Linked DNA regions of Homo sapiens: region 1 is linked to region 2. The links are chromatin contacts, found by Hi-C or POLR2A ChIA-PET in ENCODE. All regions are on one chromosome and are shown on one strand. The core of a region is the stretch at or near the end of the contact, and the rest is flanking DNA. Distances in the headings are between cores, read along the strand shown. Region 1 overlaps CAPZB (capping actin protein of muscle Z-line subunit beta). Region 2 overlaps CAPZB (capping actin protein of muscle Z-line subunit beta).

The links. A loop is a pair of places that touch in the nucleus more often than their neighbours do. ChIA-PET counts read pairs that join two places held with the same protein, here RNA polymerase II (POLR2A). Pooled maps may share reads with other maps.
Region 1: a map of endothelial cell of umbilical vein shows a loop between it and region 2 (17-fold over the local background). The contact joins two enhancer-like sites. A Hi-C loop is called at or near these places in 18 of 168 maps with a recorded cell type or tissue (B cell, Caco-2, HepG2 and 13 more), 3 of 37 single-sample maps with no recorded cell type and 19 of 50 pooled maps. POLR2A ChIA-PET finds 5 or more read pairs at or near these places in 4 of 52 experiments (A549, BJ, activated CD4-positive, alpha-beta T cell and 1 more).

The regions. Positions count from the first base shown.
Region 1 is chr1:19,382,664-19,385,718 of GRCh38, forward strand. It overlaps CAPZB (capping actin protein of muscle Z-line subunit beta), which reads right to left. Exons shown (of 9, transcript NM_004930.5): 3 at 2,842-2,963. Among named protein-coding and RNA genes, the nearest start is that of SLC66A1, 72 kb to the left of the region's middle. Within about 2 kb of position 1,593, at least 5 of the 41 ENCODE cell types and tissues checked have a DNase peak (open chromatin) inside an H3K27ac peak, as active enhancers do.
Region 2 is chr1:19,336,407-19,339,779 of GRCh38, forward strand. It overlaps CAPZB (capping actin protein of muscle Z-line subunit beta), which reads right to left. Exons shown (of 9, transcript NM_004930.5): 9 at 2,369-3,211. The coding sequence ends at 3,124. Among named protein-coding and RNA genes, the nearest start is that of SLC66A1, 26 kb to the left of the region's middle. RefSeq lists enhancers at 948-1,912, 3,079-3,373. Within about 2 kb of position 1,950, at least 3 of the 41 ENCODE cell types and tissues checked have a DNase peak (open chromatin) inside an H3K27ac peak, as active enhancers do.

The DNA.
Region 1 (3,055 bases), core at 343-2,842, 46 kb after region 2:
AAGGGGTGACCTGGAAGGGCTGCAGGTACCAAGTCTCCCGCAGAGCCTGGCCTAGCCACGGACCTAGACATGATCCCGTCCTTCCACCAGCTCCTGCAGAACAGCTGCCTTACACAGTCAACTGGAGTTTTTAGGTGGAAATAATAAATATAATAATGATGTTGATTAAGCAAGACCAGTTCAAGGAACACCTCCTCCAGGAAGCGTTCCCTGAACTGCATGCCGGGCGAGAATACTTCTCCCTGCCTGCTCCCTGGTCTGTCAGACCACTCACCATCTTCACTGGACTTCTCTCTCTAAGGGCTGGTCCACCCACTTCATCAGTGGCTCCCTGGCTGGGCAATGTGGCTCACACCTGTAATCCTAGCAATTTGGGAAGCTGAAGTGGGAGGACTGCTTGAACCTAGGAGTTCGAGGCCAGCCTGGGCAACAAAATGAGGCCCCCATCTCTACAAAAAAAAAAAAAAAAGGAGAGAGAAAAAGTCAAAAAAATTAGCTGGGGCTGGGCGCAGTGGCTCATGCCTATAATCCTGACATTTTGGGAAGCCAAGGCAGGAGGATCATTTGAGGTCAGGAGTTCAAGACCAGCCTGGCCAACGTGGTGAAACCCTGTCTGCACTGAAAATACAAAGACTAGCTGGGAGCGATGGCGTACACCCGTAATCCCAGCTACTTGGGAGGCTGAGGCAGGAGAATCTGCTTGAACCCAGGAGACAGAGGTTGCAGTGAGCTGAGATCGTGCCACTGCACTCCAACCTGGACAACAGAGTGAGACTCTGTCTCAAAAAAAAAAAAAAAAAAAATTAGCTGGGCATGGTGATACATGCCTATGGTCTTGTGCAGGGGGCCATGTTCGCATCACTGCACTACAGCCTGGGCGACAGAGCAAGATGCTCCCAAGGACAGCACCTGGACGCCATGCTGTGACCAGCAGTTCCAGGCACAGAATGAGCCCTTCAAGGATGAATTTGATCGGCCTCAGGGCTGTATCACCATCTATATGCTGGGACATCTGCAGCCACATCCCCAGCCTAAACCTCTCTCCTGGAACTCCACATGGTACATCCACAGCCTACCTGGTATCTCCACTTTGATCTAATGGGCCTCTCAAGCTTAAAGTGTCCCTATGCCTGCTCCTCCCCGAGTCCTCCTCACCTCAATCAACAGTGGCTCAGGTCCGAAGCCTTGTAATCACCCTTCACACCCCACCTCCTCTTCTTCCATCCCCACCTACCTGCAGAGGCCGCTGGCTCTACTTTTAAAAGTGACCTCAAATCTCACCACTTCTCACCATTTCAACTCTAGTCTGTGGTCTGAAGGAGGGCAAAATATAATCTCTACCTAATTTCCATTTAAAGCCAGGAAAGGGACATGATTATAAAACTGTTGTCTAGTCTCTTATAAGTCAGTATTAAACTTTTTAAGTATATGACAATGTCTGTGCCATTCAACATTTCACGTGTGTTACTTCTTTTATCCCCCCAATAAATAACCCTGTGCTAACTTTTATTACCCTCAGCCTGGCCTTCAAGACCCTGCCAGACCTGCCCTGGCCATGCCTCCTCCCTCATCTCCGCCCCCACTGCCCTCCCCTCACTGCCTTCTCCACCTCTGGCCTTCTGCCAGCTCCATCCTGGTGAGCTCATCACCCAGGGCCTCAGCACCCAGCAGGCTCTTCCCCAGACCTGGACCTTTTCATCCTCCAGTTCCCACTTGTGGGAGAGCCTTCCCTGCCTGCCCGTCCTCTCCCTCCCTCCCACTGTCCTCTTTATTTTCTTCAGGAAGCATTCTGTTGAGTAAAGAAACACTACTATTTCCGTTTTACAGATGACAAAACTAAAAGACCAGCGACAATAAGTGATTTGTCAAAGTCCCATTGACACAGGGAGCTGTGCTGGTTTGAAGCCCACACTGGCTGACTCCTGATCATTTTTCCTGCTTTGACTTCCCAGAAGCCTTGCCCCATCTCCAAAGAGAGCATCAGGGTGAAGCTTCAAGACAACCCTGGTTCTGTGGTCTCCAAATAAACCTAAAGCAGGCTGTGTTCCTCTACCATTCTCCAAGGCAGTGACTACTGCAATTCATCATGGAAACACTGGGCCAGTTTAAGGATTCCCACTCTTAAAAAATAGAGGTATAACTCCTACATGCCCTTAAAACCCAGCTCAGACATCACCTCCTTCAGGAAGTCCTCCTGGAGTTGACCATGGCCTCTTCTGTGCTACCGTCCCACCCTGAACAGACTTTGCACTGGCTGTATGAATCACATCATACAGTTACCAGTTACCCAATGTGTCTCCTATGCTAGACCTGGTGATCAGACACCCAGGGCAGGGACTAATGTCAACTTAGTTATTTACAGCCTTGGGCGAGGTGACGGAAAGAGAGAGGAGAGTTGTGTATCTGACAGAGCTGCGTTCGTAGATCCCTTACCACAGAGACCCTCCCAGCCCTCAGGATCCCCATCATATGCGCACCCTGTACACTGCCCTCCGCAGGACTGAATGCAATTATAATAGAACAGTTGTTTTTGAACAACATCCCTCTCCCGTTAGACTGGAAGATCCATGAAGGCAGGGGGCCTTTGGTCCGCTGCTCTATCTCTCATGCTTGTGGGTGGCACTCTTCAAACGTCTGCTGCATGATTGGAATAACAGATGGAACGATGAGAAGAATGGGGAGGACAAGAGAAGAAAGGAGAGGAGGGCAGGGAACAAACGGAAGGAAAGCTGAATGGGCTGCCAGCTGCCCAAGTCCAAGGTCCCCGTGCTCTGCAGCAGGTACCTACGGCAGCCCGCGTGTGCCTGCTGTGCCTGCTGCATCCCCGGGGCATGAGCTCACCTATAGGAGTCCCCATCTCTGTTGTAGTCACACAAAAGGTAATCCTTTCCCACCACCTTGTCTCTGGCAATTTTCAGTGGCTGGTCAACAGAAGACAGGAGATCCTCACATAGACTGGGGACCTGGCAGAGAGAAAGGACAAGGTCGAAACAGAGGTTAAAACAGCACACCAAACTCAGGTGGCTAACAATACTGCAGCCATATTGTGGTCAGT
Region 2 (3,373 bases), core at 700-3,199:
CTTACACCTGTAATCCTAGCACTTTGGGAGACTGAGGTGGGGGATCGCTTGAAGCCAGGAGTTTGAGACCAGCCTGGGCAACAGGGTGAGGGCCCGTCTCTACAAAAACAAAAAAACCCAACTGGTAGTGAGGGTCCCTGTGGAAGATTCTAGATAGCAGAGCAAGATCAGGCCTGTCATACATCGCAGTCACAATTTCTGGGTTTCAAGCATTATTTTTGGTCCCAGGATTGTACGGCTGATGAAAGTGACAGCTCAAGGAGCAACTGGTGGGTTTCCTGAAGGGAAATCCCCTGAGAGGAGAGCGGGCCTGAGCCTCCAGGGGTGACTCTCAGGTGAGTCAGAGTCCACTCCACCTCTGCAGTTCTGTGGAATTACCACTGGCGTGCACAGCAGCTCCCAGCCTAGCAGCCTCTGCTGCAGGACAGCAGGCCTCTGCTGTGGCGTTCCCGGTGTGCCTGTCTCACTGACTTCAGGGGTGGCTGTTTTTCCCTTGCGACCTCAGCTCCTCTCATGTGTCCAAGGAAAGGCATTTTCCATTTGTCCAGTTTCTTCTTGAAGTGACAACTGCCAAAGATTATTTGCTTGGCCAAACTTTAGTCAGGCTCCTGAACCTTCCCCTAGGCCCACCTGTGTGCCCTTGTAAAATCCAGTTTCAGCAATCCCTTGCTAAGTCAATTTTACAAAAACGGCCATCCTTGATATTTTTTTTCTTTTTTTGAGACAGGATCTCACTGTCTTCTAGGCTGGAGTACAGTGGTACGATCTCGGCTCACTGCAGCCTCAACCTCCCAGGCTCAAGTGATCCTCCCAACTCAGCCTCCCAAGTAGCTGGGACCACAGGTGCACACCACCACGCCTGGTTTGTATTTCTTGTAGAGATGGGGTCTATGTTAACCAGGCTAGTCTCAAAGCCCTGGGCTCAAGCCATCCTCCCAACTTGGTCTCCTAAAGTGCTGGGATCGTAGGCGTAAGCCACCACACCTGGCCTCATCCTCCACCCCCACCCCCAGGTGATGTCTGGTCACCCTGGCCTGTCTTCAGCAAGAATCCTGTTAGGTGTGTTTGGCCGGAAGACCCCTGACCCCTGAGGTTTCCTCTGAGTCATTTTCCACCCACTGCCCCCCTCTGCTCCTTGGCTCTAATCCCCACCTGCCCGTGCTGCTGCACTCAGAGTTGAGCCCAATCTCTCTCCCCATCCACAAGACCCCACTGCAGTGGCCCCTGTACCTACCTTGATGATCCTGGATAAAACTTTACCATGAAAGAAAATGAAAAGCAAAACATTTGTTTTTCCAGCCCCTTCTGTGTGCCAGGCACCTTGCCAACATGACCCCGGGAGGCTGCAGCACCCGTGTGCCCATGGGGAACAGCTCGCTGGGCCCTTCTGTGTGCCAGGCACCTTGCCAACATGACCCCGGGAGGCTGCAACACCCGTGTGCCCATGGGGAACGGCTCGCTGGGTGCATCCCCTCATGGCTCACGGCTGGAGTGTGCCTGCGTTCTCCACGTGGCACTAGGAACTCAGGGGGCAGGGGCTTCTCTGCTGTCTGTATGCCATGGCACTTGCACTCCATAAAGATACTGCATCGGCCGGGTGCGGTGGCTCACGCCTGTAATCCCAGCACATTGGGAGGCGGGAGGGTCACCTGAGATCGGGAGCTCGAGACCAGCCTGACCAACAAGGAGAAACCCCGTCTCTACTAAAAATACGTTAGCTGGGCATGGTGGCACATGCCTGTAATGCCAGCTACTGAGGAGGCTGAGGCAGGAGAATCGCTTGAACCTGGGAGGCGGAGGTTACAGTGAGCCAAGATCATGCCATTGCACTCCAGCCTGGGCAACAAGAGTGAAACTCCGTCTCAAAAAAAAAGATGTTGCATCAGACCCAGGGACCTCAAACACATGGGCTGGCCAGGTTGTGGAGCCCGCTGATTGGCCACGGACAGATGGGGGGATGGTCTCGGCAGGGACTTTGAGATCTGCTTCAGATCTTCCCTGGGGCAGTTTGGAGGGTAGAAGGCAGACTCTGTGGCTCTGTGCAGCCTTGGCTGAGTTACTGCAACTGAACCTCGGCTGCCTCACATTTGTACTAGGCACAGTGGGAAGGCGGCGGGAGGTGCGTGCTGCGGCGCCAGAACAGTGTTTGCTGGTGCTTCTGCCCTCCAACGGCAGAGGGCGGAAAGGGACAGGGACTCTGCACCTCATCACATACCTGGTGTTTTCAGGGCGGCGGGGCTGGGGACGGGACACTTCCTTGCTGCCGTGAGCGGGGCCCACACGCGTCCCAGCTTGGAGCCAGCGCACGGCCACGGCCACACGCGCTCGGAAAGCGAGGCCGGCGAGAAGGAACACAGAAGGCCAGCGCTAACTGCGCCCCAGTTTCTTTTTATTGATTTCTTTTCTTTTCTTTTTTTAAGTATGGAGGCTCAAGTATAAGATGTAGATTTTTTTCTTAAGCTTTACAAAAAAACAAAATAAAACAAAAACCTCCTTTTGCATTCCATAGAAATTGACAGAAAAGCACCTGGCCGGAAGAGCGGAACGGTCGGCGGCACCCCCCCCAGCCCCCACCCCGCGGCCTCCGTGGGACGGGAGAGTCTGCGCAGGACGGCACCGAGGGCCACCTCTGCTCCCAGAGCTGTCCCCTGTCCCCACGACCCCCAACCCCAAGCAACTCCCAAACACACACGGAATAAGATTTCCAGTTTTTCTTCTCTCTTTCACACACCACAGTTAGTTCATAAAATTTTTTTGTTTTACATTTTTTACACCAATGTACCAAAAAGGTGGGAGGGAAGGGAGGCTGGCAGACAGTGGATTTTATGCCTATAAATGGGGGGACAGGGAGGAAGACGGGGGGCCCGGGTGAACAAAAACCACACGGTCTCTATGGAAATGTGGAGAGAACTGAGAGCGAGGTGTGGCAGAAGCAGGCTCGGAGCCGGAGGAGGGTGGCTATCGGCTTTATTCTCAGGGAGAGATGGCGCTGTGCGGTCAATGATGCAGCTGTTATGTGACCTGTCGGGGAGGGAAGGGACGAGGGAAGGGAGCAGAAAACGAGTTTTCTAAGAAAGGAATCTAACGAGTGCACGGCGTGTCTGGTTAGCATGAAACAGAGGTTTAGCATTGCTGCTTTCTCTTCAAAGCCTCCACCAGGTCATTCTTCAGAGCTTCTTGTTTTGATTTGTCTGCAAAAGTCTGCACAGACCTGCAAGGGAGGAAAGGCGTTATCAGCAGATTGAACAGGGACTGGTGAGGCGGTGGAGGCCTGGGGGCCACCATGCCAGTGCCTGGCTGATTTGCTGCATGGACCCGCTTCCTGGGGTGAGGCTCTGGGTCACTGGGCTGGGCATCTGCCCCTCTCAGAAAG